2 separate regions of the Mus musculus genome follow, and region 1 is linked to region 2. The links are chromatin loops, found by intact Hi-C in ENCODE. Cell type or tissue: left cerebral cortex. All regions are shown on one strand. Each heading gives the region's core, and the rest is flanking DNA. Links, peaks and the distances in the headings are about the cores only.

Evidence for each region. Peaks named below come from ENCODE experiments on the same cell type or tissue, not always from the same donor. Only the 100,000 strongest peaks of a DNase experiment are listed, where the experiment ranks them.
Region 1: a loop joins it to region 2, with 2.2 times the contacts of the local background. A loop is called at or near these places in 6 of 42 quality-filtered maps.

Annotation. Positions count from the first base shown.
Region 1 is chr5:131,956,897-131,973,396 of GRCm38, reverse strand. The region is part of intron 4 of Auts2 (autism susceptibility candidate 2); the gene reads left to right. Among named protein-coding and RNA genes, the nearest start is that of 4930563F08Rik, 85 kb to the right of the region's middle. In left cerebral cortex, for the core only: a CTCF peak has its summit at 8,960 (motif pointing left); DNase peaks (open chromatin) are centred at 6,285, 6,530, 7,702, 11,314 and 1 more place.
Region 2 is chr5:131,527,170-131,543,669 of GRCm38, reverse strand. It overlaps Auts2 (autism susceptibility candidate 2), which reads left to right. Exons shown (of 20, transcript NM_001363480.1): 6 at 9,798-9,849. Among named protein-coding and RNA genes, the nearest start is that of Gm29681, 120 kb to the right of the region's middle. In left cerebral cortex, for the core only: CTCF peaks have their summits at 4,856 and 9,652; DNase peaks (open chromatin) are centred at 7,375, 7,628, 9,663, 12,650 and 4 more places; H3K4me3 peaks cover 4,647 bases; H3K27ac peaks cover 3,053 bases.

The DNA of each region.
Region 1 (16,500 bases), core at 3,967-11,966, 430 kb before region 2:
CTAGTGTATTCTCTCAGCAGCAGTGTACAACACGTGAATTGAGGAACACAGCCTGCCTGTTACATACTAATCCACTTTGCATTATCTTTGCTTTGTCTGGGGTGGGGATGCAAGAAGATATGAGAGAGGGGTGCAAAAGAAGAAGAGAGGGGTTGGTCTGTAGCTCAGTACAATGGGGTAACAAAGCAGGATGGCTTTGTAAATACCCAAGGATAGCTTAAGCGTAAAAGACGTAAAGATTTGTTTTTAAGTTACAGGTACATGTGTGTGCTGGTGTGTGGGTATGTGCATTTGTGTGTAAATGCCCTCAGAAGACAAAGGAGTTGGATCCCCTGAAGCTGGGGTTACTCATGGTGCAAACCACACCAGTTGGGTGCTGGAAGTCCATTCAGAACTTCCTGAAGAGCAGCGAGTGCTGCTACCCAGTGAGCTATCTCTCCAGCCTAAGGATAAAGGTCTTCATTGCCTTCTCAGTAATGGGAATGAGCTGCTAATTGTGCCAACTTTCCCTCGAATCCTTAGGAAACTGACGACCAGATGTCTTACGTACTGTCCCCAGGGCTATTTAGACAAACCCTAAGGATTTAAATCCACACCTTTTCCTTGATCATGCAGGGGAGGCACAGGCAACTGTGTAACTTCTGAGAGGGAAAAACTCAGTCCTGGCTAGCTGTATCAGGGATGACTTCTTGGGGGAGGTGGCTTCTACACTGGGCTTTAAACACGATAAAGTTGAACTGGATATCTGCTAGAGCAAGAACTGGAGGGTTCAGTTCAGCATAATGAACCTTAAAGGCCATCTGTTCTGGACCTCTAATTTGCAAAGGACGAAACTGGGATCTGGGAGGTTAGGCGACTTGCTGTAGGACATATGGCTAATTAATTGGCTTTCGATCTGTTCTCCTGGGTCCTTTGACCAGTGCTATTTCTCCACCGTTTATGCACACCAGCTTTCATTCAGCAGGCTTTTCACGACTGGTGCATAATGGCGTTTCCGAACGGGTTTCAGTCAGAAATGGAAACTTCCTCGTGTATCTGTGTGGGAAGATATTAGCTAGGACAGACTTGGGGCAGACATGGACAGGAGACATTAGGATGTCTACATTAGGACATGTAGAATGTTAGCTTCCTATCTTTTTCTATAATTTTGTTATTGCTTGTTCTGTTTCCTTTTATAAATACAAGCATAGAAACAAAAATACTGTGGGAAAAATGATATAACACTCTACCACCACATATTAGATTTATCAACCTCCTAAGAAAGTGACCTTGGGCCTGAGCCAGTGGCTCAGTTGGGAAAGTGCTTGCTAGGCAAGGACAAAGACTTCCTCTCAATTCCTAGAATCTACATAAAAAAAAAAAAAATCTAAGCTCGCCCATAATCTCATCAATAGTGAAGAGAAGACAGGTGCATCTTTGGTCCTTGCTGGCCAGCCAGCCTAGCCTAAGTGACAAGTGCCAGGCTAGTGACAAAGCTTGTTTAAATGAGGCGCTTAGCTTTTAAGAAATACCAGCTAAGGTTGTTCTTTGGCTGAGATGAGGAGCATTGTTAAATAAATAGGAGACCAGAAAGATGACTCAAAGGGCAAAGTACTTGTTGCCAACCTAATGACCTGAGTCCAATCTATGGGACCTATATAGTGGAGAGAAAGAATTGATTCCTGAAAGTTGTCCTCAGGCCTCTACATATATGTGGTGGCACAGCCACACACAGAGAAGTAGAATGTAATATAGAATATGTAGAAAACATTAACAAAAGAAAATGCCCTAGTTGGTTCTTAGATTAATGGCAGATATGTAGTGCTTTTCCTGCCCACTATGGGGGCTTCAAGAAGGTACATTAAGGCAGCAGGATTCTAGTGTAATACAAATTCTATGGCAGCTACAAATGAAGGTTGTTGTTTGGGTGGCATCTTCCGAGTTCTAAGCTGTCCCTTTCTTTAAAGCCAACCAGGCAACTTTTGCTTTCCTAATCAAGTAGTTTGCTCAGGCTCCCGAACTACTACGTAGTCAGTCTGGGATTTGGGTAAACACTCTCTGGAAATGCAGTTATCTTACCCTGATTGCTGTCTTTGAGTCCTCTTCTCCCTCTCAGATCTCAATATAGATCTGGACCTTGAAGTGTGACTTCCTTATTTTTTTTCCTTCCCTCTAGTGATTAAAACTAAAAAGCAAACCTTTCAATAAGTCCTGAGTCAGCAGATATACTCCTCTCTTTGGTGTAGGCTTTTAATAGACCAGCCAGATTACAGTAATTAGCCTATGTATTTCCTCATTAAAATGTCATTAGTGAAGGCTTTGTTCTTTCGAGATCTTCAAAATCCGGTTGATTTCTTCGTGTTGTATCATCAACTGTTTGCCGGAGCCAGGTGTTCATCTTAGGTGCCTAGGAGCAAGGGTTATTTTGAATTGTCCTACTTAGAAGAGGTGGTGTCTTAGTTGCTTAATTTAGTTAGTTGCTATGAAGAGACACTTAGACAATGACCAGTCTTATAAAGGAAAACATTTCATTGGGGCTGGTTTACAGTGTCAGAGGTTTATTTTATCATCATGATGAGAAACATGACTACCATGTTGGCTGACATGGTGCTAGAGAAGGAGCTGAGAGCTCTACATCTTGATCTTCAGGCAGCAGAAGGTACTGTGTGTCACACTGGGTGTTGCTTGAGCATAGGAGACCTTAAAGCCTGCCCCTATAGTGACACTTCCTCCAACAAGGCCATACCTCCCCTAATACTGACACTCTCTCTAGGACAAGCATTCAAACACAGGAGTTTATGGGTACTATACCTATTCAGACCAGCACAGGTGACCACAGAGAAGATATCAATATGCTGTGTCTTGATGATGTCTTTCTTCTATTCTGTGAGTCAGGACAGATTGTCCTTTCTCTTAGTATCTACATCTGGTTCCTAGAGTTTATGGGAACCTACCAAACCTGGATCTGTGAGGATAAACAATAAACAGCTCCCCCTTGCTTTTCTTGGTAGGACTGTGAAAAGCTGAAAAAAAACCCAACAGTAATAATAAACAATTCTATAATAATGAGCTTATTTCCCACTCTCATCACAAGAATGAAAATATTTGTGTTAGATAAAGCTGGAGAAATTGTTTAATCATTAAGACCACTGGATCCTCTTATAAAGGATCCAAGTTTGATTTCCTGCATCTCATGGTGGCTCAGAACGTTCTATAACTCTGATTGCACAAGATCCAACACCTCCTTCTGACCCTTATAGTAATATATATGTGTGTGTGTGTGTATACACACACACACACATACATGCATATATATACACATATAAATATATATGAGTATGTATGTATATATGTATATATATATACATGTATATATATATACATATATATACACACATACACACACACAAACGTGTAGGCAAAACACCCATATACATACTAAAAATAAAAAAAATCTTTAAAAAAATAGAATATAGGTATAGAGCCAGACCACTGTGAGTTGTAGCATCACTACATGTTAACTGACTATGCTGAGGCTTAAGGTTTAACATTCTTAGTTCTCTCTATGGGATTGTGCATAAACATATATTCCTGGAGCTTTTCTTCACATCTTGTACTACTTACTAGTGACAGGAGATCTCTGTGCCCAGTCTAGCTCATTTTAGTTTACAAATAAATGACAGAGAGGCCTGGTATTTTTATTAATGAGTGGCAGGCACTATGCTGAGTGGGTTCTGAGCTATTCTAACCCTCTATGGCTACTTACTTCCTAGACATTTAGTTTACAAATAAATGACAGAGAGGCCTGGTATTTTTATTAATGAGTGGCAGGCACTATGCTGAGTGGGTTCTAAGCTATTCTAACCCTCTATGGCTACTTACTTCCTAGACATGCGGTCTTTTACCTGCATCTGAACCTTGCCTTGGCTCATTCTGGCCTGTATGTGTCCTCATGGCTGCTCTCTTATTGTGACCTCATGGCAAATCTTCCTTGCTCTCCTCCTCCTCCTCCTCCTCCTCCTCCTCCTCCTCCTCCTCCTCCTCCTCCTCCTCCTCCTCCTCCTCCTCCTCCTTCTTCTTCTTCTTCTTCTTCTTCTTCTTCTTCTGTTTTTTGTCTCTCTTTTTTCCTTGGGACCCCTTGACTGGGACTGGAAGTCCTGCTTTATTCTCTTCTGCCCAGCTCACTGGCTGACCAGCTCTTTTACTAACTAATCAGAGGTGATATAAAACGATCTTTATACATCACTGAAACAGGAGATGCTCCAAATACCATAGCAATGCCAAAGTCCCACCTGAAAGGAGATGTCTGGACTCGGCAATCAGCATCTGGACACACCATGCACAAAGCCATGCCCCCAACAGTTGAAGGATGTACGTTAGGGGTCTGTGGGGCCTGTTTGGAAATTCAGTCATATCATGAGCATGAAGCTGAATTTGTATGGTGGAAAGTAGGGAGTCATTTGTTTTATTTTGATATATTCATGAAAGAAATCTCAACTGCTAACAAAGAAAAGACATCGCTGTGCCTTTAGATATCCAGATGAGGTGTCGTTCTTGGGAAGGTCAAGCTGTCGGATGTTGTAGGTTGCAGAAGACAACAGTGGAACAAAGGCTGCGCATGGGGTATCACCGAGGTAGCCATCCCTCCTCGGTCCTGGGGAAACCAGGTGGAAAAGCGGAAGCAAATGGCATAAGTTGATGCAGGTCATAAGTGAGTACGCCTGTTCTGGCCCACTGAATATATGCACATCTGTAAATTGCTTCTCAGATGTGCCCATCCAGTATGACCCTCTCACACACCTGTACTCCTTACAGCTGCTCTTTGCGGTCATTTTAGTATCATGTGTTCATAATTTCTCACAACTGTGTATGTAGCTCTGCTTTTCTAAAAAGTAAAGGGGTTTCCTCTTAATGCTGCCACTGTTCAGTGGAACACCTCTTCCATGTTATAGCAGTAATGACACATTAGGTCAGCCGAAAGAAAATAGAGGGTATGATTTTTAAAAGTAAAGACATAACTCATAGGAATATAACACTCTATTAAGGTGTAGAGATTGAATTATGTACCGTCTCTCTCATTCCAACCTTACAGTAATTTTCTGGCTGTTTGCAGCAAGACTAGCTTATTGTCAAGATGAAAGAACAGCCAGCTACCCTCTCACCCCGTTCTCTTCCCACTCTGTATTCTGTATGCAGATGTGGCATTTTTTTTTTAGTAAAATTTCAGCACTGTCTTCTCTCTAAAATGAAAGTGTTTCCACTCCACGATTAGCATCTGTTTATAGAATAGTTGGTATTCTCCTAATTAGATCCTGCACAGAAATAGAAAGGCTGCTATGTAAAAGGATAATGAATCTTTATTGCACAGTCGAAATCAGATTTGTGCAAAAGGCACTTTGAAGACAGTAATAAGCAGAGACATGTATTAAATCACCCAGATAAGACGTCCTCTTTATATTTTCTATTTATAAATGGAAATTATGACTGCCCAGTGGGTTCCAGATGACATTTCCTATTACCAGCAAAGGATTTTTAGTCTTGACCATAAAAGTTATCTAAATTCAAAAGCCTTTGTGGTTTCGTGGCTCTAAAGGACACTTCTGGAAGGGACCAAGGCTGGGTGGAGAGAGTCTCTTGTCGTTTCCTTTATGTGTGCACGCTGCCAAAGGCAGAGGTGGCAAGTGGGAGAGGAAAGGAAGCTTGTGAATCAGCTCTGATAGGATCTAATCAGGAAACCAGTGTCCACCTCCCACGGGCAGCAACATTTGAAGTCTTCTGCCTTGGCCCCTTGAGATCCAAGCTCAGGTCCTTCCTTATAAACTCTACCTGACACATTCTCATGGTATGCATTGTCCTGTGGCCAGCCTGGGATTCATCCCTATGCTAAGTTCTTGGAGGGGAGGTTTAGCTTTGACACCTTGATGTGCCTCTGAAAACAAGAGGAGGAGGAGGAGGAAGAAGAGGAGGAGGAGGGGAGCAAGAGAGAGAAGAGGAGTGGCAGTAAGAACATGAAGAGAAAAACCACAAAGGAGAGGAGGATAGGGAAGATGAGGACAAAGAGGATTAGCTAGAGGAGGAAGGGAAAGAGGCTGGAATCAGTGAAGAAGGGACCAGGAGGCAGCAAAAGTCAATGTCAGATGAGCTGCCAGGCATGGAGATTATAGCTGTTGAGGACCTTGGAGAGTATCGTGTGTCTTTTGTGTCTATTTTGCAGTCAGAGCTTTATGTAAGATGGCAGTCTCTCCTGGACTGTACTTAGTATCGATTTACTCCCAGGCATGCCAGACCATGTTAGCATTACTAAAGGAGAGGCTGCAAGTATTTCTCTCACCCCAGACATGAAGAATGTATCCTTTTAGCTCTTCTGTTCTCTTTTCCTTGCCTCTTGTCATTTTTTTTTCCCTTGCACGGCTCTCCCAGTCACACCTCCCTCTTTTTTTTTTTTTTTTTTAAGTCAGAGTTGTTTTTTCAAATCGTGATAGTTTCAAATTGTTCTCCAGACTGTTATGTTGGAGTGAGGAAGATGGCCCTGTGGGTAGTAACACTTGCTATTCATGCCTGTGGATCTGCATTTGAATGTGTAGCAGCAGTGTAAAATGTACGCACATGGTTTGTATGTGCATATAACCTCAGCATTGTAGGGGTTGACTATAGGAGCATCCCTGGGGCTTAGTGATCCTCATGCTCATTCCAGATCCTGTCTCCAGGGAATAAGGCTGGTAGTGATAGAGCAGGGCACACAGCACCCTACTTTGTCCTCTGCATTCGTATGGTGGCTTGAGTGACAACGGCCCCCGGAGGCTCATATGTTTGAATACTTGGTCCTCAGTTGTTGGGAGGATTAGGAGGTGTGGCATTGTTCATGAAATTGTGTCATGGGGCCAGACATTGGACCCCCTGCACTCAGCCTCCTCCTTAGGATTTTAAGATTCGAGTTCTCAACTGTTCCTGCTGCTGTGCTTCATTCCAGACTCTAACCCTCTGTTAACCATAAGCCCAGTTAAAATTTTCTTTATAAATTGCCCTGGTCATGATGTTTTAGCACAACAATAGAAAAGTAATTAATGTGATATGCGTGTGCTAGCACACTTATATGTACACCGTATACATCTACACACACACACACACACACACACACACACACATTTAATTTTTAATTAATTAACCTTTGCTCTTTGGAGACAGGGTATCTTGTAGCCCAGGCTGGCCTGGAACTTTTGTCTTTTTTCTATTACCCACCTTCACGTATGTACTATCTAGGCTGACTTTTCTTTCCCTTTTCATTTTAAAGAAAGATGAAGTGTTTTTTTTTTTTTTTTTTTTTTTACTAAGAAATCACTAAAATTAAATCCAGCAGAGTTTTTCTGATAGAAACAGAGTGGGGTAACAACTCAGACTTGTGAGGGAGGCTTCTGACATACAGGTGGAAAGGCCTTGCTGTAGGCTGATTCTGCAGGACCAGGATGTGTGCTGTGTCAAGTGTTCACCAGGGGAAGAAAACAATGCTTAATTTCGAGACCAAAAATACCACCCTCGCTAACCATTCTGAACTCTGCTGTTGTTTCCCCAGTTACTGTTTTGTGCTTTTCTGGAAGTTTGGGAAGACCAGTTGGCTGCTGGAGCCATACCATCTACTTATCGTCTCCACCGTTCATGAGACTGATTCATTTCTGCTATTATAGGGTGTGGGTAGGGAGCCTGGGATGAGCTCCTGGGCCAATTTACATATTTCCATGTTACCTAGCTCGGATGACATATGGCGACACAGAACACTTGGATCTATTTCCATTCTGCCAAATTCAATTTCAGAAAAACTTGGAATATTCCGATGTTTGTTTTGTGTGACAAAAGTTCTTAGATCCATTTTTTTTTTTTTTTTTGGGTAGACAGCAGTAATAGTGCTAGAAAGAATCTCTGAATTTCTAAAAAGAATATGGATCTGATTCCCTGTTTGTTGTTATCTTCTTTTAAGGGGAATATTGTGTTTGGGATCCTGTGACGTTTTATGTAAAAAAAAAAAAAAATGCCCATGTAGCACACTCAGTTGGAAGTGTATTTCATATATAGGAATAGGGATAGGGATAGATTGGATTCATGTGAAGTGATAGTGGATGTTGACTATGTATTTTTGATTATCTATCTATCTATCTATCTATCTATCTATCTATCTATCTATCTATCTATCTATCTATTTATTATTGTAGCTGTTTGTATTGGGGAAACTTGTGCTGTAGCCCAGAGATGAAAGGTCAGAGAGCAGCTTGCAGGAAGAGTTGACTTTTTCTTTCACCATGTCGGTATCAGAGGGATCAAATTCAGACCATCCGGTCTGGTAGCAAGTGCTTTTACCCGAAGAGCCAGACCACTGTCCCAAGTCGACAACTTTAAATATGTCTCCATTTTGAAAACCCCTACCATTGGAATCCTCCTGTTTCCTTTATGAAAACACATGTCATGTTCCTTAGGATATTATCATGGATGTGAGTCTGGGAAGCTTCCAGGAGGTGGCTCAGTTGATGGACAGCTGTTTTCTTTCAGGTAATCACAGCTTCTTTTCTGGTAGACCCTGGGAAGAAGACAGATAGTCAGAAGGAAATACCACAGGCATTGCATTAAAACGTCGAGGCATGAATTCTGTTTTCCCTTCTAGAGTGGCCTTAGAAACTACCCTAACTTCCACAGCAGGGAGTAGCTCAGTAGGTAAAGTATATCTGAGAAACCACATTCATTCCTTAGGACCCAGGTTATTACAAACAAACAAAGAAACAAACAAAAACAAGATGAAAACCAAACAATAACCACCACCACAACAACAACAACAAAATATCGAGTTGGAGAAATGTGCCAGCAGTTAAGATGCTGGCTGCTCTTTCAGAAGACCAGAGTTCAGTTCCGAGCACCCAAACTGGGTGGCTCACAACTGCCTGTGCCATCAGGTCTTGAGAATCCAGTACCCTCTTCTGGCCTCCAGAGGTATTGCACTCAGGTACACATACCCATACATAGACAAGCATGCACACAGGTAATAAGTAATGAGTAGTCTCGGGCTTGCTTTAAATCCCAACCCTGAGGAGGTGTGGAGGCAGTCAGATTCCTGGGGCTCACTGGCCAATAGTCAGCTCAGCCTATCTGAAGGCCCAGGATAGGGAGAGTCCTTGTCTCAAAAAGATAAGATAGATGGTACCAGAGCACCAAGAAACACCCTTAAGTTATCCTCTGACCTCCACATACCCAAGAACCGACATAGCCATGAGTCCATGTATAAAACTTACATTTTACAGAATTATTATACAGGTGACACAGAAGAGAAATCCAGGTGGCCCACGTAAGGGCACCCAGCTCACCGTTCAGCACTTGCTGGCCCATACTTATACTAATTTATTTCAGAAGTTTGCTGCTGAATCTACAGGACAGCTTATGGCATATCCACATGGAAGCAATGCACCTAATTCGTATTTAAAAGTCTTTGAAATACTCAGGCAGTTCTGTTTTTTTTTTTTTTTTTTGCAGACAGTATACTGTATCTTATGTTTCCTCCTATTTGCTGTGAAACAGAAGGCAATTTGTTTTGAACCCTGTGCTCCAAACTGGTGGCTTAATTAAGCAAGTTTATTGACTGTCTCTGAGGCTCTGGTTAAAGACTGGCAAACATGTTGCGCCTGTATTAGTGTTTCTAAGCAAATCAACGGAAGCGGCGGGTTTCCCACCCAGCTCATCCCCCACTTCTCCTCCCAAACTCATTCTTGCTCTGCAACATCTCACTTATAATCTGTTAATTAAATCACTTCACTCTGCTTTATATAATTTTTAATTTAGCATTCATTTTCAACTTAGCTTTTGGCTTCATTTACTGATAATAAACAGAGTTGCATACAACACATGTCCCAGCAAAACACCCAGACATACACATACAGATGCCAATAATTTTTTTCCAGCATGCCAGGCACATTAAAATTAAAGGCAGCATCTCCCCTCACCCTTTCCATTACCAAACGTGCACCCTGTTTGAATAATACATTCTCCCCGACCGTCTGCATTTGGCTAATGCGTAAAAATTATGAGCAGCATGTCACTCATACCTGTTTGAAAATTCATGGTTTTTTCCCAGACACAAGTCTATAGGAAACTTTTAGGATGGCCACTCACTTCTTTCTTTATTCTTTTTGTTTTTGAGGTATGGCCTCATGTGCCCTGTGTACCCACCCTGTCTTGGCCTCGCTGAGGGTGGTGACCTTGTACTCTTGATCCTCTAACTTCTCCCTCTCTAGGATCACAGGTGTGTACTGCTGTGTCTGCTTTATGCATTCCTAGGGATGGAACCCAGGGTTTCAGGTGGAGTATCAAGCACTTTAATAGCTGAGCTCTAACCCAGCTTTCGTCAGTCTCCACAGTGCTAGGATTATAGATTTAAGCCTCCATGCCCCAGTAAGAATGGTCAATCTGGTATCTTGGTTCTGTACTGTTGAGTGTGTGTGTGTGTGTGTGTGTGTGTGTGTGTGTGTGTGTGTGTGTATGTGTGTGTGTGTAGTATGATTTTTTTCTAGAATTCAAAAGAATATTTTTTTTCAGATAAGGTGTCATGTAGCCCAGGCTATCCTCCAAATCCTCATGTAGACAAGGATATCCTCAAACTTATAATGCTCCTACTTCCACCACCATAGTGCCTTGATTTGCAGGCACACCCCCCACTAACTGTTCATTCAGTGCTAAGTTTCATGATGGGTAAGTGCTCTAACAGCTGAGCTGTGTCCCCAGTCCCTTTTCCCACCCATATACTTTTTTAAAGACATGGTCTCTTTGTAGCTCAGGGTAGCCTGAATTTCACCCTGCAACCAGGGTGTCCTCAAACTTCTATCAATCTTCATGCTTACTGAAGCTCTTTGACTCATTGGTACAAGCAGTGAAGGCTTTCTAGAATTCCTCCTCTGTAACTTTTTAAACATGTGTAAACTCTGCTATGATAACTTAAAGTAAATTCTTTCGAGCTTATTTTTTTTACAGTAGCCTGAATTTCAAATATATAAATTCCCTGACTTACAGTGAGACCAGAGAGTTTTCAAGACTTTGACTGTATGAGCCATGCAGCTGCTGTCTTCTGAACAGCATAACTGGGATGTGGGTGCAGTTGCTAAAGTCCTCTGAACTAGTTTCTTTGGTTTGTTTCCATGTCTCTCTTGACCTAAGTTAGAAAAGTTGCTGCTGCGACATTTCCATGAACATCAATCTTTTGTAACTTTTCTTAACACTTGTCTACATTTGACCATATCCTCTGACTTCCTGCCAGTGAATCAGCAAGTCATGTGGTTTGTGCTTTTTTTGTTAGGCAGTGTGTGAATGATGATTGTGACTCAAAAATGTGGTCTCATCCCTTATCCTAGTTAGCTGCAGCTGTCCATGTGAACTGGCCTAGAATCATCTGATGACGTTTCAATTGAGGGCCTGTAGGCATCAGATTCAGCCTGTGGCCATGTTTGGAGAGGATTGTCTTGATTGCTATAGGGAGGCCTAATCTATTGTGGACATCCACATTCCCTGGGTAGGTGATCTACCCAGAAAGCTACTTAGAAAGCTAAGTGAGCATGAGTGTGTGAGCAAGGGAGCAGGCAGGCTTCCTTTTCAACCTTGTTGAGTTCCTGCCCTGAATCTCCTTGGTGATATGCTGTGACTAGGAAGTATAGTTGTTTTGTTTGAGCATTTTCTCACCGTAGCATATGAGACTAGAACCCTTGTGGAGGTGATATTCTAGAATAGGACGACATGCATTTTACAGATACTCACTACACAAGAACAGAGTTATGTCCACCATGGCTGAGCATGTGGGAACCCATGCTTAGACCAGCAATATTATTTACATCAAATGTCTTAGTTAGGGTTTCTATTGCTGTGATGAAACAGCACGATCAAAAAGCAAGCTATGGAGGGAAGGGTGTATTCAGCTTACACATCCACATCTCCGTTCATTATCAAAGGAGGTCAGGATAGGAGCTTAAACAAGGGCAGGAACATGGAGGCAGAAGCTGATGTACAGCCCATAGAGGAATGCTATCTACTGGCTTGCTTATCATGGCTTGCTCAGCCTATTTTCATATAGCACTGAGGACAACCTAGGGGGATAGCACCACCCACAGTGGGCTGGGCTTACCCCCCATTAATCACTAATTAAGAAAATATCCTACAGATCTGTCTACAAACCAATCATATGGAGACATTTTCCTAATTGAGGCTCCCTCGTCACAGATAACTTGAGGTTGTTTCAACTTGACATTAAACTATACAGCACACCAAGATTCAAGGGATAGCTAGTACCTTAATAAATATGAGGCTGTGGTGTACGTTGCGTACAGAGTCCTGTGTCCATAATGCAAACACTTGTTAGGATATCTCAAGTAGGTAAAGGGTGGGTTTCATGAAGCTAGCAGGATACTCGAATGTTAGATTTTTTATTCTTCAGGCAGTGAATGTAAGATTTTAGGTAATGACTGACTCAGTGGAGTTAATATACTTGAAAAACATCATGTTGAAATGATGGTGAGATATATACATTATACAAGGTAAATGGTGACAACCTAGTTAACCAAAGCAGGTGACAGTTGTGGAGATAGTCAAGGGTGGACTAATTTGACAGCCTTTTGTAGGTAAATGGACAGGACTTTTGATCAGTTGAACCTAGGTAAAAGGGAAAATTCAGGTGTAATGGGTCATGTGGTTTTCTGGCTTGAGCAGTTGTGTAAATGTTAGTAATTTTTCAGTTTGAAGGTGATAAAATACTTGTTATACCTACCTTGTGATTGTGATCTCAGAGTCAAGGGCAAAGGTCATCACTCATAAAACACATAGCATTGAGAGTCTTCAGTATGAAAGGTCTTCTGTTTCAGGTGGAAAAAATGAAATTGTGATTTTGTTTTAGACTCTTTAATCACTTTTGATAGCCACCTGCCCCACACTCTTAGTAATAACTGGCAGGATTGTTCATTGAAAATTTGACAAATTGCAAAATAATTTCAGAATTTGTATATTTTTTAACACCTCCCACTTTTGCATATAATTTGTGTGTGTGTGTGTGTGTGCGTGTGTGTGTGTGTGTGTGTGTGTGTGTGTGATGGAAATTTGTATGCATGAAGGTCAGAGGACTACTTACAGAAGTCAGTTCTCTTTTTCTAACAAGTGGGCACCAGAGATTGGAGTCACTGGGTGTGGCAGCAAATTCCTTTACACTCCAAGGCATCTTTACAGCTCACTCCTCTAGTGTTGTGCTAGTGCTAGTGTTGTATTCTATGGTTAAAAGAGTGTTGTGGAGTTTTCTATATTAGCATGTTGTAACTCTTTATGTTTAATCTGGTCAGCACTGGGAAAAATCTATGAGTCCTTAGTGCTGTAAGACTGGATGGAAGTCACAACCTTGTCACTTGATGAGTGATGGATGTGTTTCTTTTTAAGCAAATGAGCTGTAGCAGACATTTTTGATACCCACTCTCATTCCCTGCCTTTCCATTTCAGTTAACAGTGGCCCTTTCTCCACCTGACTGTCCCCATATTCATTTATCTACATGGTTTCTCTTGTCATTGAGTTCTGTTTTTCCCTAGGAGTAGTAGCAATAAGAGGGAATTGACTGTTATTTGGATATTCCTTAGACAGTGAATATTATGAGTTACTTCTTCACACGTTGGGTAATTGTATTCTGGAGTGTGCATTTAAACTGGCTTTTAAATTCTATTTGCCTGTGGTGCTAACTTGACCCTCATTCTATTCTCATACTTTTCTTACTTTATGTATAAACTTCTCAAAAGCCAGCTTTGGGGATAGCCTACACTACTTTTTCTTTATCTTTGGTAAGACTGTGTTTGGCTAGATGGTCACTTCTCTACTGCACAGGTCTGCGATGACCCCTAATCATGTATGACTCCCAGCAAGCATCTGTCCTTTAGCAAAAAGCCTTGGTAGAGTCCACACTCGGCTGTGTATCTGAAACCATTAGTTACGTAAGAGTCACAGGTACCAAGTTATGAGATTTCATTTTTTTCTGTAAATTACCTTTCATGGCTAGTTTTCTTTTTATTTTCTTTCTTTTAAATTTGCTTATATTTCTTTTTATTGTTTCCAACACTGTTTGGACATATTAATCTGGAGTTTTATTTGCCATGGTAGCTTTTATTAATAAGGAAAAATACTGCCTTGGCACTTAAAATAAGACAAAGGGAGAAAAACAAGTAGATGGAAGATAGTTTTGTATTGTTTGTCTCTTCAGCATTCCTAGATGTATGTTTATATTAGCCAAGGGCTCAAGTAACTCAGGATTTTCTGCTATCTGCATTCTCTCTCAGTGCACTGACCTGGAAATTAATGATGATCTAGGCAAAATGGTGAAAAAAAAATAACTGAGAAGTTTGGAAGACAGCTACAGTCTGGTGCTCATGGTTGAATGGAACATAATTTTCGTTCCTAGCCTACTTTTCTTATCTACAAGGACCAGAGAAGGAAATGTGTACTTACTAGACTCCCTTGCAGCTAGAATTCTGTGTGTGATTTAAATGTATTTGTTAGAGATTTTGTTTTCTCATTTTGTGTTATTTGTTTCATTGTGATCCAGACAGTATGTTACCAGATAGTTCAGGCCATCCTGTAATTCACTAAGTGGTTCTGAAATAGCCTATGGCCCAGAATCCTTTTATATTAAACTCCCAACTGCTAGGACTTCAGGTGATTGTTACCAAGGTAGGCTGTGAATCTGGGATAATAAAAATGAGGTAGATGTCATGCATCTTCAGCATTAACTGTTTTGTTCTTTTGTTTGTTTGTATTTATTTTTCTGACATACCAAATTGTGATTTTGTAGTTGTTGTTCAGTGGAAAGGCTTTTTAGTTTTTCAACTATCTACTTTCTGGATATCAAAGGACCTGGGTTTTTATCCTGTAAAGAATCAAAGTGAACCCTAGTGCATGCTGTAGGCCAGCCACAGAGAAAACCCAACTCTATGTGTCCTTGCTGCTTCCTAACCATACATATTATATTAGTTTTTCTTTTGTTACTGTGATAAAAACCAAGTTTGTTTATTTTGGGTTTGTTTGTTTGTTTGGTTTTTGATTTTGGTTTTGTTTGCTTATGGTTCCAGAGTGATAAGGTCCTCAATGATGGGAAAGATTTAGCAGTAGGAGCAGAAAGCATAGAGGTTCCATAACCTCTGCAAATAGTGCCACTGACTGGGGATATCACTATTGCTGTGTTTTGAGACATGATAAAATTAAATTCAAGTTTATATAACTATGAACTATGATGTTAGATCTGGTAACCAAGTAACTAGTGAGCATTATATGCTAAATGCATAGATGAATCTCATACAGAGGTGGCAGGGAAAAGAACAGAAAATACAGGATATTATCACAGTTTACACTTTAAAATATGAGTTCTAGACTCTTCCATGTGAATAGTCATTATGGATGACTTTATATGGCTGAAACCTGAGAAAAGATAGTCAGAGGTGACAGCAAATATATATGTGTTCTATAACATGAGAAGTTGCTAAATGTCTTTCACAAATTTATAATGTTATGCTTTGATAGAAAATCAGAACTTTTACCTCAATGGGGATGAAAGATTTTTTTTATTCTAGAGCCAAATATGAGTTACCATGGTTTGGGAACACAGGTTTAGATTACCTCAAACTCCATGTTCCAACATCAGTAATTCACAACTGCCTATAACTCCTGCTGCAGGGCATCCCAGTGTCCTGTCTGCCCTTTGCTAACACCTGCACATATGTGTACATACCTACATACAGATATACACATATTAAGGTTATTTTTTTTTTAAAAAAAGCTATTTTAAAGACAAAAATTTAAAGTTTACAGAGCGTGAGGAATGCCATTGAAATTCACTGTGTTCAGCTCCTGGGTGTGTGCTGGGTTGGACTTGTAGCTTCACAGTACCTCCACCTGCATTGTTCCTAACTTGTGATGTCAGCAAGGGGTATTTTCTTCTCCCTCCTGCTACAGAACCTCGACTTCTCAATGCAGAGAAGCAGGACAAGGTTTCTAACCTTTCGTTTTAGAACTCAGAGGATAGTCCCGTGATTGAGTCCCTGTATAATATGGTTTTAAAAAAGCAGAAAATTTGATTTGCTGGGGCCCAGGCATGCAGCTGAAGGTACTGTGGTGTAAGCCAGGGTCCGTGCCCTCAGGGTCTCTAATCAGCCACCAAGGCATGCATTACCACTTCCTGTTTTCCATTCATTATGATAATTCCCTACAAAGTCCCAACCCCACCTCCACCAATTATTTTTGTCTCAACCTTCTAATTACAACATTATATGACCATTCAGCCTGGCACTAATTAAATCATTACTTAATTCACAAAGTGTGTGATAATGCTGATGCTTTTTGTCAGCTGAAATTACAGCATGGTGCCTTGTTTTCTTTACTTTCTGAGGAGACAGGAAGGAGCAGAAAGGTTGTTCCTCTGTCCAAGGCCCCAAACTACCCTTCTAGTAGGTAGATGACCACCGTCTAGACCAGACCCTTTTTTG
Region 2 (16,500 bases), core at 4,694-12,693:
CCTGAATCATTTTCCTCGTCTGGAACTAGGAGAATATCCCAGTTTATATATGTCTCCTTCAACAGTGATAGAAGTGTTAACATCGTGATAAACCCTTTTAAGAAACACACTATTACATACAAGTATGAATGTCAATGTCTTTAGTCGAGGCTCAGACGTGGAACCAGTAGGCAACAGCTTCATGTGCAGTGTATTGTTTGTCCTATCTTCTTTTCTTGCCTGCAGTCCCCCAGCGAGAGGCTGGGCATGTGGCTTTGTGGCAGAGTGCTGACCTGATATGTATACACAAGACCCAGGGTTTCATCCCTAGCAACACATAAAATGAAAAGGAAGCAGATGAGGTACCTGTCGACAGCCGGGTGACATGAGTATCGATGGAATTTATTTCCAGTTTCACTGCCTTTCTTCTGTGGTGTCAGTCTCTGAATGTTAATATTTTAATGTAGATTTGGTGGTTAAGTAAGATATATTTTACGTCCTTTCTTATACCTTTCCCCCCTTAGTAGTTTATAGTCAACTCCGAAGTTTGAAAGTAAAATTCTTTTCCTTGACTTCCACACTTGGAAAATATTTATTCCCCCCCTGCATCTCAATAGTATGCACCATAAACTAACACCGTTCCGTTTATTTACTTCCCTCTTGTTACAGCCGTGATCGATGGTAGGGACAGAGGCGTACAGAGGTGGAGGGGTTTTGCTTTACAGCAACAGGAATATGAGCCAGGCAGCCTCCTTTCTGCCTGACAAGTAATGATGCTCCCATTTCAAAATCCACCCCTTCAGAAGGGATGGAGGCTGTGCAGGCAGAAGGACTTGGGGGGCCAGCTGAAGCTGACAAAAGGAAGGCCTCCTGGTCTGGGGTTTTAAAGATACTGGCCTACACAACAAAGTTCCCTGGACCCAGGAAGAGTGGCTGTCTCCTGGGCTGAAGAAAGCGAGAAAGGAAGAAACTGGCAGGGGCAAAGGGTAGACTGTGGCAAGAGGGGTTCCACACACTGGGGCTCTTGTTTGACCACTGTAAAAAGCAGGTTGTAGCTGAGCAGTGGTGGCGCACGCCTTTAATCCCAGCACTGGGGAGGCAGAGGCAGGTAGATTTCTGAGTTTGAGGCCAGCCTGGTCTACTGAGTGAGTTTCAGGACAATAAGAGCTACACAGAGAAACCCTGTCTTAAAAAGAAATAAATAAATAGATAAATAGTAATAAAAAAAAACCAAAAACAGGTCTTGGGCTGGGGATTTGCCTCAATTGCTTACCACCATGCGTGGCTCACTGGTGCTGCCACCAGGTAGCTATAAACCAGGTCTAGGAGCAAGCCTGTAATCCCAGCCCGTGAGAGGTAGTGGGAGATTGATCCGCTCAGTTTAAGGTTATCTTCAGCTACGTTGCAAGTTCAAGACCAACCTCTGCCTCATAATAAAAATAAATAAAAAAGATTAAGAAAAGCCAAAGTGGCATCTACCCAAGGCTAGCTGGAGAATTTATTATTATATTAATTTTTTAACTTAATTTATATATTTATTAATATGTTATTAGTGCCCTTCAGTGCTCTTTACAAACTGCTTATGTGACTTAAAATTAAAGGCTCGAATGGATTTTTGTAAAGGTTTCCTCTTCCTTTAACTGTGTCAGGAACCTCCCAGCTTTCCTCCTTTGGGGCCATGCTTCAAGCTCGTTATGTTTCCAAGGCTAAATACAAATAGATGAGTGGAACCTTCTCAATGCAAAACATTCACCCCAAGGCAGGAATGGTAAAGAAATATTTTCTATATGTGTGGCTCATAACTTGTGATACCCACTGAATACCATCTCAAATTTCAAATTGTCAGCCACTTAAGTCTTCAGAGTGGTAGTTCTCAACCTTCCACATGCTGCGACCCTTTGATACAGTTCCACATGTTGTATTAAACCCTAGCCATAACATTACTTTCATTGCTACTTCATAACTATAATTTTGCTACTGTTAAGAATCATAATGTAAATATCTGTGTTTTCCCATGGTCTTTGGCAAGCCCTGTGAAAGGGTCCTTCCACCTACAAGGGTGTCAGCAACCCACAGGTTGAGAATGACTGCTCTAAATGCATTCAGAATTACTGTTTGTTTTGGTTTGCTTTTGTTGTTTTGACAAAGGGTCTCATTGTATAGTCCAGGCTGGCCTCAAAATTATAATCCTTCTGCCTCAGCTTTCTGGGTTAAAACAAATTATTTGACTTTAGTCATATAGTGAGGAAGATGGCTTTTCCTTTTGCTTAGAAATTTTGACTAAAATACTTGACTGAAATCTTTGATTTTTTTAAAAAATGTTTTGACAGTTTCATATATATATATATATATACATATATGTACATATACACACATATGTATGTATACACACACACACATATATATATAATATATTTTGTCATGTTAATCTCTATTACCCTCTCTGATCTTCCTCCCAATCCTACTGAACCTCTTCTTCACAGCGAGTCCCCCTCCTGCTTTTAATGCCAAGTAGCTAGCCTGTGCTACTTTACACTCTAAAAAATAAAATGTATGTGTGTGTCCCTCTGAGTTTAAATATGGCAAGATCATAGATGCAGTTATTTACTGGAACATTGATAACTAACCAAAGACCACCCCACTGAAATGAATGCTCCTCCCCCCCCCCAGTGGTTAGAGTCCATAAACTCTCCTGAAATAATTAATGTAACAGTAGAAAGACATTGGAGTCCATGCCTGATCATGTTTGTTTAGTTGATTAGATCTTGCATAGTCCAGGCTGGCCCATAACTCCTGTCTCAGCTCGAGTCCAGGGCTTCCTCATTGACAGTTAGTAGGATTGCCTCTCTCTAAGATTTGCCGTCTTTAGAACCAGCTCAGAGTCTGAAAGTGATGTTAAGAAATCAGAAATATTTTGTGTATTAAGCTACTGGAATACAAAAGACATGATGTCTTCCAGCCTTGGACTGGAAATCTTCCAGAATTGGGCCTGATGTAGTGGTACGTGTCCGTAATCCCATCACTGGGAAGAAAGGAGGAGTAGAGACCTGCCTGGGCTATGTAGTAAGATACCGTTGCAGTAAAACTAAACAAAATGAAGTGTCCAATTAGGAAGACTGGGGCTTTGCTGAATTTCAAAGCTGTTCAAGATCTGGAGGTCAAGGTCACCCTGGCTACATAGAGACTCCAGGCCTGCTGGGGCTACAGACTACCTTTCCTCTAAGTGGATAGTTAAACCAGTCCATTTCCCCCAAACGTCATTTTGCTGTATTTTCCAGAAGGCTAACGCTTGAAAGAGACCTTTGATTTCCAAAATTAGTTTTATTAGAGGGATTATAATATGTTGCTATGTGCCAGGCATGGTGGCGCACACCTTTAATCCCAGCGCTCAGGAGGCAGAGGCAGGTGGATTTCTGAGTTCGAGGCCAGCCTGGTCTACAAAGTGAGTTCCAGGACAGCCAGGGCTACACAGAGAAACCCTGTCTCAAAAAAAAAAAAAAAAAAAAAAGAAAGAAAGAAAGAAAGAAAGAAAGAAAGAAAGAAAGAAAGAAAGAAAAAGTTGCTATACACCAAGTACCCACCCCCATTTCTTTTTTGAAAAATTAAAATTTTTTTATTGCAGTTATTTATTTATTATTTATTTATTGTATGTATACTTATGGAGGTCAGAGGACAGTTCTCTTTATACACTGTGTGGGTCCCAGGTATGAAATTCTAGTTGTCACGCTTGGTGGCAAATGCCTTTACAATCTTTACAATGCTGAGCCTTCTTTCTGGCACCTTGGGGTAAAAATTGTTTTTTTAATTTATATTAAGAGTTCAATGACATCAGTGGTGGTGAAGTACCTTCACAGAGGTGAAACATGTATTTACTATTGGTCATTTATTGATTCATTTCACTAAGGTTTTTACCATGTGCCCTAGACCATTCTGAAATTTAATATCTTTTGTCCAAGTACTGGGATTATAGAATTTCAGTGTTGACGGTGGAGAGATGGCTCAGTAGTTAAGAGTGCTTGTTCTTGTCAAGTTCCTAGCACCCAAATCAGGCCACTCACAGCTCCAGGGCATCTGTCCTATGGAGCACTGGAACACAAGTAGCACACTCAGAGGGGTGGGGAGGGAGGGAGAGAGAATCTTACACTTGATTAAAAAGGAAAGAGCGGCTGTGTGTTCTGGTAGAAGGTCAGTCACTTAAATGACTGAGGGCCGAATTAATGATTTCATCCATCCATCCATCCATCCATCCATCCATCCATCTCTGCCCCAACGCGCTTAGCTTAGCTGAGCTGGCTCCAGGGGACATCCTGGTGATAGATGATAAGTTACCATCCATGGAGCGAAGCTTTGACTTTGCTTTCCCTGTCTTTATGTTTGCTGCATAGAAGGGGAAGCCTCAGTCACCACTTGGCTGGTGTGAATGTATACACAAGTCGGATAGTTTGAGGAACTGTGCAGAGGGAAGGCAGTTCATGAAACCTACCGTGATTCGTGGGATGAGGGTTAGATCAAGATCTTTTTCTTCTAGACTAGGAACCCAACCTCCCATCCATGTCAGACAGTACAAAGATTATGTTATATTGTGCACCTACTGTGTGCCCAGAATCTGGACCTCCACCCCCATCTCAGAACCAACTCTTTGCATATGAGATTGGCCTAGAGGCAATTCAACCCCGGGCTACGGGCCTAGTAGCCTCTCCTTGGTTTAGAGCAAATCTCGGAAGCTGTAACTGCAAAAAGGACCGGAGCGTCGCGGTTCTTGCCCGTAGAGGGAAAGGCGCCATGGGGACCAGGGGCCGGTCCGCAACCGGAGGCGGGATGTAGTGGGAGCCACAGCTGTCAGTGTCGCACCCAGGGACTGCGCCCCCGCGGGGCCAACCGGGCGCCAGGGTGGAGAGGAGGGGCGGCGAGGGGCGGGGCACGTGGGGCGGGACGGAGGAGGGGCGGTGGCACCGGCTGGCGGCTCCGGCTGGGCGCGCCGAGAAGTCCCGCTCCGAGAGCCGCGAGCGCCAGGAGTAAGGCGCGCTCGGTACAATCCGGGCAGCGAAGTCCAGAGCGCGAGAGCAAGGGTGGGAGAAAGGGGTGTCCTCGCGTCACTACCAGGGACCCCCCTTCTCTCCCTCAATCCAGCCCCGGGTAGCCGGTGGCGCTGGCGGCGGGCCGCCTGATGGAGTTCACTTGAGCCAGGAACAGGCGGGAGAGGCAGGCCGGAGCGGAGCTAGTCCTGCGCGCCCCGTAGCAGCTTCAACCACAGCTTTCCACACCGCAGGCGGGCAACACCCGCGGCAGATTGCGACTCCCGGAGCGTGTCGGTGCCACGCCGCAGCGGGCCCAGGACCCATCAGATCAGCCCGCGGCGGTGCCGTACCGGCGGCACCCGCTGTTGGGGAGCCCGAGGCGGCCGCCGGGGAGCTGCTTTCGCCTCTGCCGCCGTACGCCCTCCTCCTCCTCCTCCTCCTCCCTCTCCCTCCTCCCTCCCTCCGCACATGGTCTCCTTTGTCCTGTCGCCGCCGCAGCCGCCTCGTTCTTAGCTCCGCGCGCCGCGGCAGCGGCTCCCGGGCCGCTGCTCTTCAGCCCTGCCAGGTCCCCAGGGCGCACCAAGTTGAGCCTCTGGTTTAAGCCAGCCGGTTCCCCGCGCGCCCCGCAGGAGCAACCAGGAGAGCGCGCGGGCCGGGCCCCCTCCCCATCTCCCCGCCACCCGCCCGGGACTTGGCTGCGTTGGATGTGCGCGCGCGGCGTTGACTCCTGGCTGCCGTGGAGGAGCCGGGTGCTGCTGCTGCTGGCTCTGCTGCCGTTTAGGATCCGGTTCGGATTTGGTTCGCGTGCCTCAGCTTTGAGACTTTGGAGAGGAATTAGCAAAACACACAGACTTGTGGACCTAGCCGGGCCGGCTGGAGTTGGGCGTTTTCTCTGCCTTGGGTTTTGGTTGCTCTCTCCCGGTGGTGTGTGGTGATCCACCCGGAGAGAACCTGACGGAGGACTCAAACCATGAACTTGGGGTTGACAAGACCGCCGAACCCCTGGCGACCAGGTAATGTTGCCCCACCACCACCACCGTTGGGGGGATGGGGTGGGGTGGCTGGCTCGCCTGCGGTCCGCGGTTTCGGGGGAGGAGGCAGGGGTCGAGGGGTCTTTTGTTGCGGCCGCAGCCGGGCCAGGGTGGTAACGGAGGCGGGCTGCTGGCGTCTGGCGGGCCTGGCCTTCCTCCCCCACCCCTCCCCCGCTCCCCTTTGTACTTTCCTAGCTCCCTGAGCTGGCTGGGCTCGGCCGGTGAGCCGTGAGTGCCTGCCGGGGGAGGCCCTAGCCAACAGAGGCGATCCCACCTCCGGGAGTGAACCCATAGCTCCCAAGGGAGATCCGCTGGACTCCTAGGCTGGGAATGCCCGCACCGGCTCGGGCTAGGAAGGGCTCCTTGGAGCGGCGCTGCCTGCTGACGGGTCACTGTCCTTGGGCTGAGCTCCGGGTCCCCGCCCTCCCGCTTGTGCGCACGCGGAGCCCGGGGAAGCAAAGGAGAGCTAGCTGGTGCAGGAACTCACCCGCGCCTAAGTTTCTAAGAGAATTGTCTTTGCACCTTCTTCCTGCGGGTGCCGTTTTGGAGAGCTACCTTAGCGAATTGAGTTTTAAGGGGTTCCGGGTACAGCTTCAAACATCTGGGACCCACCCGTGCGCACGGGAATTTTTTATTTCTTTATTTTTATTTGTTTTAACCAAACTGCTTTACCCAACTTTTCCTTCTACGCCAGCTACAGCTTCTAGACCATAAAAAGTATTGACATAAAAGGCAAATAGTACCCACCCTGCCGTAAAATGCCCCAAAGAGCATGTTTGTCTGGGAATTTTAGGTTGTGCTTCTAAGTGTATATAAAACTCATCAAAGCCAATCGAGGTGAGGAAATGAAATAGCAACTGATATTAAATTCTGTGCGGCTAAAGGTAATGGTTGCTGGAGAGAAGCGGGAAGGCATCCATGCGTCTGCCACTAGATCCACCGCACCTGCAGTCCTCATTGCTAATTTAAAAAGAAAAAAAATTAGGGAAATGAACCAAGTTATAGAAAGAAATGCACTTTTTTCTTCTAAAAGCAACGAAATGAAAATGTCCCCACGATTAAGGCGCCCAGCGATATGTACAAACGATTTTTTAAAAATACGTGTGTATGTGGAGGGTATATGAAGAGATGAAGGGAAAACTTGCAGGAATCAGTGATCCCCTCCACCTTTAAGTGAGTATGGAGGATCCAACTGAGGTTGTTGCATTTGGCAACAAACCTATTTACCTGCTGAGCCATCACGCCCACCCTGTATGGATGATTTTTCAGTCTTGTTGAGTGAAGGAAAATTACTTGAGGACCGTTGAAGCAGCTACATGGAATCTGCACCTATCAAGGCTTTGCCTGGGAGACTTACTTGAAGAATTTGGACGAAGATGGTCCAGGAGGCCAGATGGAAGAACAAGGGACCTTTTTTATTTTTATTTTTATTTTTTAAACCAAGGCACCGAGACACATGTACCTTTGGTGTTTTTTTGCCTTTCCAAAGGAGGCCTTTTTGAGACACCCCCTGACTGTAAGCAAGGCACAGGAGACAATTCAACACTTTGTGACTGATGCCAGTAAATTGAAGGGCTCAAAAAGCTTCCATTAGAAGGCATCGCTCCAAGCATCTTGAATCTCCGTCAGACATATTTCCTTGACAACCATTGGTCACAGAATCATCAGGTCCTCAGGGTCACTTCATTATCTACTTGAGAGCATACTCAGAGCCTAGTGGTGCTCACAAAGGTGACAGAATCACAGGGGCTGCCGCCTACCGCCTAATCCAGCTCTGGCTCCCATACCTAGAGCCACGCAAATGCAGCCTTAACAAGTTGCTTCTCCCTCTCTCTTCTTGCAGTTTTGGAAGAGCAGCTAATTTTTTTTTTTTTCTTTTAAACCGATTTCTTTAGGCCCATTAGACTCACTGTAATAGAAAAACCCCAACATTTTTAACAGTTATTTTAGTTCTGTAACATAACAGAAGAGACAGAATATTGCTCTCGTGTGCATGTGTGTAGGTTTTTTTTTTTTTTTCCCCCTTTCTTTCAAAAAATATTAACTCCATTTTGGTTTTGAAGCCGAGGCTTGCTAGTGACCATTCTAAGAGTATTTCACATCATTTTAAGGACGATGAAAACTCTTTGAGTTGCCAAGTTTTAGACTGCAAGACTTAGAAAGACATAGAAATCTCATTATGATTTGGGAATAGTAACACCTTTGGTGCCACTGTGTGCTTTTTCAGATTCACGAGTCTCTGTGTGCAGTGCAGATCAGTGAGGCTTTGTAACTTAATATTCTTGAACTGTTTAATGCTGAACACCCTCCACGGGACCTTCTTTGTGGCTCATTTTTATGAAATGCTACTCTAATAATATAATTTTGTTTAGTGTTACTTATGATGTCAGGAAAAGCTCTGTGTATATTTTATTCTAACTGCAAAAGCAGAGGGGTTATCTCTGTAGGATTTTTCACGAGTGAATGCAATTGAATACTTATTTTGTATATTTTTTGCCCTTGAGCCTATTAATCCTCTGAACCACCGTATAGAAGGAAGATTAGAATAAAATAAATGAGAGCCAGCCATAATAAAAATAGGCTAGGTCTTTTTATATCCCTGGCCTTGTGAACTGGAACATTTCCCTCAGTTATACGCAGAAATGTTTCATCTCCATCAATGTGGCCTTGGAAAACTACATAGAATATCTTCTTTGTCCCCCAAAGCCAGCCCAACTTCCCTTACCCCTACCCCCCACATTTCTTTATCCCATATAGAGTGAACATTCTGTGCCTTGCTTTGTCAAATGTATGCATCTTGGTATAAAACATGAAAGATCAGAGTTTTCTCAGAGGGGTCACAGGTCAAACATAGCATGAGTGTGGCTTGACCATTGATTGACAGGTCGAAGTGGTATCTTCAAATAAGAAGAGTGAGCTTTCTTAATTTTTACCTGTTTTCCGCGTCCTAGAAAGAAGCAGTAAATCCTGCAATATTACCGTCTCTTTCATCAAACTGGCTCACCATTTCCTCCCTAGAACATTAGTATATAATTTAAGCTGACTTTATAGTCTTTCTGTTTAAAGAGGCGCATTGCCTTCCCTCACACCAGTATAATAACTAGCTGACATGATCCCTGAAAAGCATGAGAGATGGCAAAGTGACCAGGTTTTAAATAGGGTCAGCTCTCATCCAAAACACTGAGTTTGGCCCTGGTGACCGTGACAAACACTGAACCTCGGGATCATCAAATACATCTTTAAAATCAAATTCGTTTCTGGATATCCTGGCTGACACTTTGGTGAGGAAAAGCTTAATGTCAAAAATAACCAAAAAACAAAACAAAAACAAACAAACAAAAAAAAAAAACCACATTTCTGATTTGTAGAAGAAAATTGAAAAACAAAATCCGGTGTCAAAAATTTAAAAATAAATAAATTAAAAATTAAAAATAATGATCTGTCAACTGAATTAGAAAATCGTTTTGTGAATGAACTAAATTGCCTTGTGAACCATTTTGTAGAAATATGTTTTGCACAGATAATAATAAGGACACATTTTGAAAATCAGATTTTTTTTTTCTTCCTTCCCCCAGCAAATAGCTGCAGTGCAGGCCTTTCTGCAACAGTCAACCAGCACCACCTGATGGAGGATTTGGGGAAATCACTGACTCTTACATTCTTCCTAAAAATATAGTCAATTGATTTAAAATGATAGCAGCCGACAAGGCTGTGGTTGATAGTCTTCACTGACAGTCCTAACGCTTACCCTCCCCTTTTTGTTTTGCAGGCTTCAGATGCTAGCTCTGAAAAACTCTTCAACACTGTTCTTGTAAACAAAGGTAAGACCCATTTATTACACTAAAGGATGGCTTTTAAAAATGAATAAGTAAATGCATCTCGTTGTCATTGTCCAAGAAGAAAGAGGAGAGGAAAAAAAAAATCCATGTGCTCTTTTTGTCTTAGCATTTTTGTGTTTTTGCTCCACTGTGGGGTCTGGTGGTTTTTTGAGGTGCAGGAGGAAAATGTTCATTTTTGAAAGAATTTCCCGATTCCTCGTTTGAATTGACCGGTGGTGTTAATTTTGTGTGGGATGCTGCAACAGAGAAGAATGGTTTTACAATGTCTTGATTGTTAGTTATCAACTTCCCGGCAGTCAGAGCACTATAAATAGTGTGTGTGTGCGCGCCTCGGATGGTAATAACCAATGGGGTATTTAATATTCACGGCGTTAGAGCCATAAACCAAGCCTTCTTCTGCTCTGGGCTCTCTGTAAAGTTAATAAATGAGCAAGAGGGCAGAATTTAAGTACCCACTTCTCCATTGATTCCTTCCAAACCTCAGTCCATAGATTAAGAGAGGCTAATGGTGCCGAGGTACACACAGGGAAGGCTCACCCTGAATCCCTGTCGGTAGGATCCTCAGGAGTCTTCATTCGCAGAAGTGTCCTTGGACCTAATGAAATTTAGAGGAGTTTCTGTGCACTGAGTTCAAAAGGTGTGTCATCTGGAAGGTACAGATAATACCAACCCACCACTCCCTTCCCCCTATAGAACCCCACTTAGGGGTTTGCAGGATGATTGCTAAATAAAGATGTGCTAGCCTGTGGTAACCTCTGCCCCTTGAAGGATGTGCAGGAGCACTGGGCCAGCATTGGACCCAGAGTTAGGTCCCCACGGCGTGAAATGGGAGAATAGTGCAGCAGTTTATTTCATTGTTAACATTTTCTGTCAGTTTCCTTTTTGCTTTCTAGTTAATGAAACATTTCCATGCGCAGTTATTTTGTACCTTCCAATTATTTTGAACTTGAACCTACCTTGATTTTAAATAGTACCTTATATTTAAAGATATCCCCAAGGTCTGTATGCTTGTAAGTTTGCTAGGACTCCCAGAATTAATGTCATATTGAATATGATCTTGTATTTTAATTGCATGATAGGATTACAGCTTTATATTTCATCATAGTTCTTAGTGGCCTGAGAAGTTTGTATAAATTTGTAATCCATAATGCTAAAAAACAAAACAATAAAAGCCAATGTGAGTGCTTGGCACACATCTCCCTCAGGGGTAGATATGTATGCATGTTTTCTGCTCCTCTTATTGAGAGGAGAGAATTCGGTGGGCCTTGGAGGTGTCCTTGATTAAAAAAAAGAAAGGTAACAGGAGAGGAAACTGAGTCATGGCAGGTCCCTACCCAAAGCAGTTTCCATGACTCTCTGACCCCCTCAACCCGACACACACATCGCTCGCCCACTGCCTGGTATTGCATCTTTCTTGTGTTAAGTTGCTATGGCCCTGTCTAAGCTGGCTCTAGGTTGGCATTAATTGCGACTGAGGAGCAGAACAGAACAGCTGAAGACCTTCTTCTCTCTCTCCTTCCTGCCTCCTCCCCCCCCCCCCCCATCCCACCCCCCCACCCTTCCAGTCTCCAGTCCAACACTTCCCACATTCTTGTTTTTGTTTACTTACACTGAGTGATGTGTGGCATCTATTTGGCTGTGAACAGCCATGCCCCTGACCGGGTGCCTTTCTTCTTCGCTGCTTTTCTGAGAGTAGTGAGGGGTGATTTCAGTTGCCTTGAAAGGATTAAGGTTTCTTTGTGTATACTAAAAATCAACACAGGCTTTTCTCTTAAGCTTTGCTTGGGAAACGTACACAGATAAGCATTTTAGTTGATGGCGGGATTATTCCTTCTCCCCTTATTTCCATCAGAATGGCCTTTCTTTCCTCCCCTGGAGTTTCCCCTTAATGCCTTATGCTAATTCCTGTTGGTAACATGAATGACAAGCGCCTGAATTAGTGTGCAAGTACAGGTGTTGCTCAAGTAGACTGCCTGGTACGCACAGCCCCTCCTCCCAGGAGAAAGAGAATGAGGGGCGCCGGGGAGCTCCGACAGCATCGGGATAGTTTTGTTAAGGGTCATTAGTATTCAAACTGCTAAATATCAGAAAAACAACTACCAAAAAAAGGGGGGAAGGTGATTGGATAACATTGTTGTCAGTTACTCCTGAGAGGCAGGTGCAGTGAGCCTCACTGTGCTTCGGTCTCTTTACTCCTGATAGGAGCTGCAGTGCTTTTTGGATATATGGTTGACAGGTCCTTCGGCTGTCATCATCTCTTCTTACATCAGGTTCAAGTTACTCTGAAAAGTCCGCTTGCTTGTCTAAAAGTCAGTCGATTCTCTGCGAGAATGTGTGTGTATAGCTATAATATATAATATGCTTATTATATGTAACATGCATACATGCATGTCTGTGCATACATGTATGTATGCATATGTATGTTTAAAGCTTTTCAAGAAAGGACAGGTTTAAGACACAGCTGGGAGATTCTTCAAGGCTATCTCTTACTGAACAGTTTTAACAAGACTGTTAGGTAGTCCCACCTTGGCCCAATTCAGAGCCAGATGTTCGAGACCACATATCATCCCCTCTCCTTTGCAGGAGCCTGGCAATCTTTCTGGTCTCAAGAGTAGCAGGCTTAGCCGGGAAGGTTATGCCTCCAAGCCTGGTGGTCTGGTGGGTGTGCAGATTTGGTCCATAAAATTTCACTGTTGGACGGCAGTGCTAAACTCACAAGTTGATTGGGGCATGGGCTCAGGACTTGGCAGCTTTGATGCTGGCCTGCTCAGCTTGGAGACAGAGCCCCAGGCTGTAACAGCAAGGGGCCATGGCTCAAGTCCATCACTCTGCTTGTGAGCTTGAACAAGCCATTTAGCCTCTGCAGGTCAGAATTTTCAATCCTAAGCAAAGCTCATTCTGGGCCAGCATCTCCAGTTGGGATAAAACAGTTAATTGGCAAGAGGCATGGGTTGGAACAGACAGGGGTATGATGAATATGTTTTCTGAACTTTCCAATTGATTTTTATTTAAATGTTCCTGTGTTGTAGACTCAATCCAATTGAGTGGAGTAAGACCCGAATAGGTGTTCCAAAATGTTGCTTCTTTTGATGCCTTTTATTTCGAGTTTTACAAGTTAATCAGGTGGCGTGTGCTTGCTTATATGCACAGCATACCCAATGAGAGGGGAGCATTTCAAGAGAAGCGTGGAGTTTGAGCCTGCAAATTGGAGGGATTATCGCTGTAGACTTTAAAAAAAAAAAAAAAAGCTCAACTTTAATCAAGGTCATGGTTGCCTTATCTAATCTCGATGTGTTTAAATGTTTACAGGATGTTCATGTGAATTTTATGAATCCTTCTGTCTTTGTGATTCAACCATCTGCCAAAGGAAAAATTAGTTTTCCCACTGAGACAGAAGCAGAGAGACTGCCTGACTTATTGCCCCTGTGTTGTGAGCTGAACAGCTATGGGAACAATAGGGTCTGTAATTCCCCGGTTTCTAGAGCCCATTATGCTTAAAAGGGAGCTTCTAAGAGCTGGGGAGGTGGCTCAGGAGGTAAAGTTCTTGCCTTGCAAGTGTGAGGAGCCTGAAGTTGGAGCCCTAAAATCTTTGTTAAAAGCCAGATAGGGTGACCAACTCCTGAAATCCCAGTAATGGGGAGGCAGAGACAGGGAGATACTTGGGGGCCCCAGCCTAGCCTACTTGACAAGCTTCTGGCAAGTGAGAGACCCTATCTCAGAAACCAAAGTAAAAGGCCTGTGAGATGGGTGAAAGCACTTTCCATTCAGGTTTAGCTACCTGAATTCAATGCCTCAATCCCCTATAAAGGTTGTGGTAGAGAACCAGTTCCATGAAATGGCACACTCACACACACTCAGAAGCACACACAACATCCACACAGTAACAGCAATAAAGTGGATAGACAGTGAGGAAGACCCCTGATAGCAACTTCCACACACATGCAAATATGTACACACACACCAGACGCACACACACTCGGGAATTTTGTAGTTGATTCAGTCTGGCCAATATTATTACTGTTTTTTTAAGGGATTTACTTTTTAATTTTCTGTGTATGGGTTATGCACATGGGTGCAGTGTCCAAAGAGGCCATAAGAGGGCATCAGATCACCTGAAGGTAGAGTTAGTTCCAGGGGAGTTTGACCTGCCTCAGGTGGGTTCTGGGACTCAAACTCAGGCCCTCTAAAGAGCTGTATGTACCATTGAGCCAACTCTCCATTCCCTATGATCCTTTCTCACTTCCCATAGATCTTCTTTGGCAGTTTGGCCGCTCAGATGTGTAGGCATGCACACACACACATGCATTCTGTCAAGACAGCTAATCTCCTTAAAGCCCTTATGTTGCTATAGAGCAGAGCTACCAGGGGAGGGAAGGAAACCATAAAGGCAAGGGAAGAGAACTAACCATTCCAGCCTGCTCCCTACCAGCCTGGTCCTGGCTCAGCCAGGAGACAACAGCTGCCTTTTAGCCTCAGAGTCCCCTTCCCAGGATTCCTCTACAGCCAAGGCAGGCTGTAGGGAAAAGATGCCAGAAGTGTGTTTGACCTGGTGACTTCCTCACCCTCCTTTCCACCTTTGTCCCTGCTTCATTAACTTCTCCTGGGGTGACGTGACTAAAGGTCCATCTACACTAGATAGGGCACCAACCACTGACCAGAGTAATGGATGATTTCACCAAAGTCCCACTTGGGGAATTAGTTTACTGGCCTTACTTACAAAGCCCAGATGAGGGGTTATTTACAGAAGTGTATGTGACCCCCAAAGCAGCTACATCCCCACAAAGTCCCACCCCATCATGGATGATGACTTTGTGGAAGCTGCATTGTGGAGTCTACTATATACTCTAGAATCTTCCATGATGCCTTGCAGCTGAGGGGAGGGAATGAAGGAGTAATGGCTAAACTCCTGGATGAGGTCCTTTGACCCTCCTCTCCTCCTTCTGTTAAGGGGATTAACAGCTCTTTTACAATTACCATAAGGCTTAGCGACCACTGTATCTTGTTCAGCTCAGTAAGTTGCCATGACTACCAGGCCAAAGGTAATCTCTACTCTAAACTGGATGTGGGATGATCCTGTTATACCTGGAGGATTGTTTTGTTTTGTTGTTTTCCATTTGGGTTTGCCATAATACAACAGTCCCACAACGTAGACTTATATCCTGCTAGGGAATATCCCCTGAGCTAGTTTAAAGAGAAGCAGAGGGTCTCTAAGGGTATCTGCGAGGGTGGTGATGGGGAATAATCTAGAGAGGATAGAAGTCTTCAAATCCTGTGGTGAACACAGCTTGTCTTCAGGGAAGTGAAGGAACAAGGACCATCATCTATTATTGAGACAGACTCCCACTTCGTCTCCAAGACCGAGCATGGAGAGTTCTCATGGACGTTGTTTATCAAGTAAAATGCATGCCCACCCTGAGCTCTGGGTGGACCTCATCAAGCTTTCCCCTACAGTTTATAGGGACATACTTGGGCTTGGGGAGGAGTGGGAGCATAAACAGATGGACACAGGATTGAGTACTGTAGTGGTTTAAATGAGAAGTACACCCATTTTTAGTACTTGGTCACCAGTTGGTCGCACTCTTTAGGGAAGCATAAGGGGTGTGGCCTTGTTACAGGAAATACATCACTAGGGGCCTCTCAGATTAAAAACCTAGTGCCACTTCTGGTTAGGGCTGTCTTGTCTGAAGCTTATGGCAAAGGATGTGATCTCTTAGCCTCCTGCTTTGGTCACCGAGCCAGCTGCTTACAGCCATGCCTCTTCACACAGGATGACTCTCATTTTTCTAGAACCTGGAACCCAAATAAACTCTTCTACATGGCCTTGGTCATGGTGTTAATTCAAAGCAACAGAAAAGTAACTAATACAGGTTTGTTGAGTGTTTGGGCAATATGTTTTTTATCAACATCACTGCCTGAGATCTGAGGAGTTGATGAGAGGAGAAACTGATTACCCAAACATGTTGCTGGGGTGTGGGGGGTGTGGCTTAATGGGAGTAGAGCAGTGCTTACTGGTAGCCCTGGTTTCTCTTCATGGCGCTGCATAAACCAGACGTGGTGGTGCACACCTGTAATCCCAGGGCTCTAGAGGTGGTAGAGGCAGGAGGATCAGAAGTCCAAGGTCACCTTCTGCAATATGAGTTACATAGTGAGATCAAAGCCAGCCAGAGGGCCTGTCTCAAAAAACCGAAAAACAAAGGTATTGCAAGCAACGTCAGGTCTAGTAACTTGTTTAATAGCAACAATGTCAACTGTTTTTGCTAGCTTTGAAGGGAAAGGATTTCTTGGTTTGAATACAAAGAAGGTAACATTGAATACAAAAAAGGCAATATTGTCTCTTGAGAAAAGTCGCTCTCCTAAAGCATTTCTACACCTAAAACTAATGCAGTTGACTGTGGTATAGCTTAAGGAGGGAAGTGTGGTTTAGATTTAATATCCCTTTATATGAACACAAGGAGCCCATTTTACAGCCTCTTGTGGTGTCTTGCATTTTGTGTAAGGTAGATTGTTGTGTCAAGCCCAGACCTGATTCTTGTCACAGGAAACTGAGCCAGTTTTAGCCTCTGCAGATTAGTTCTATTTTTTATCGACTCTTAAATCCCAGATAAGGAAAAGGTAGAATATTGTTCATTTTTT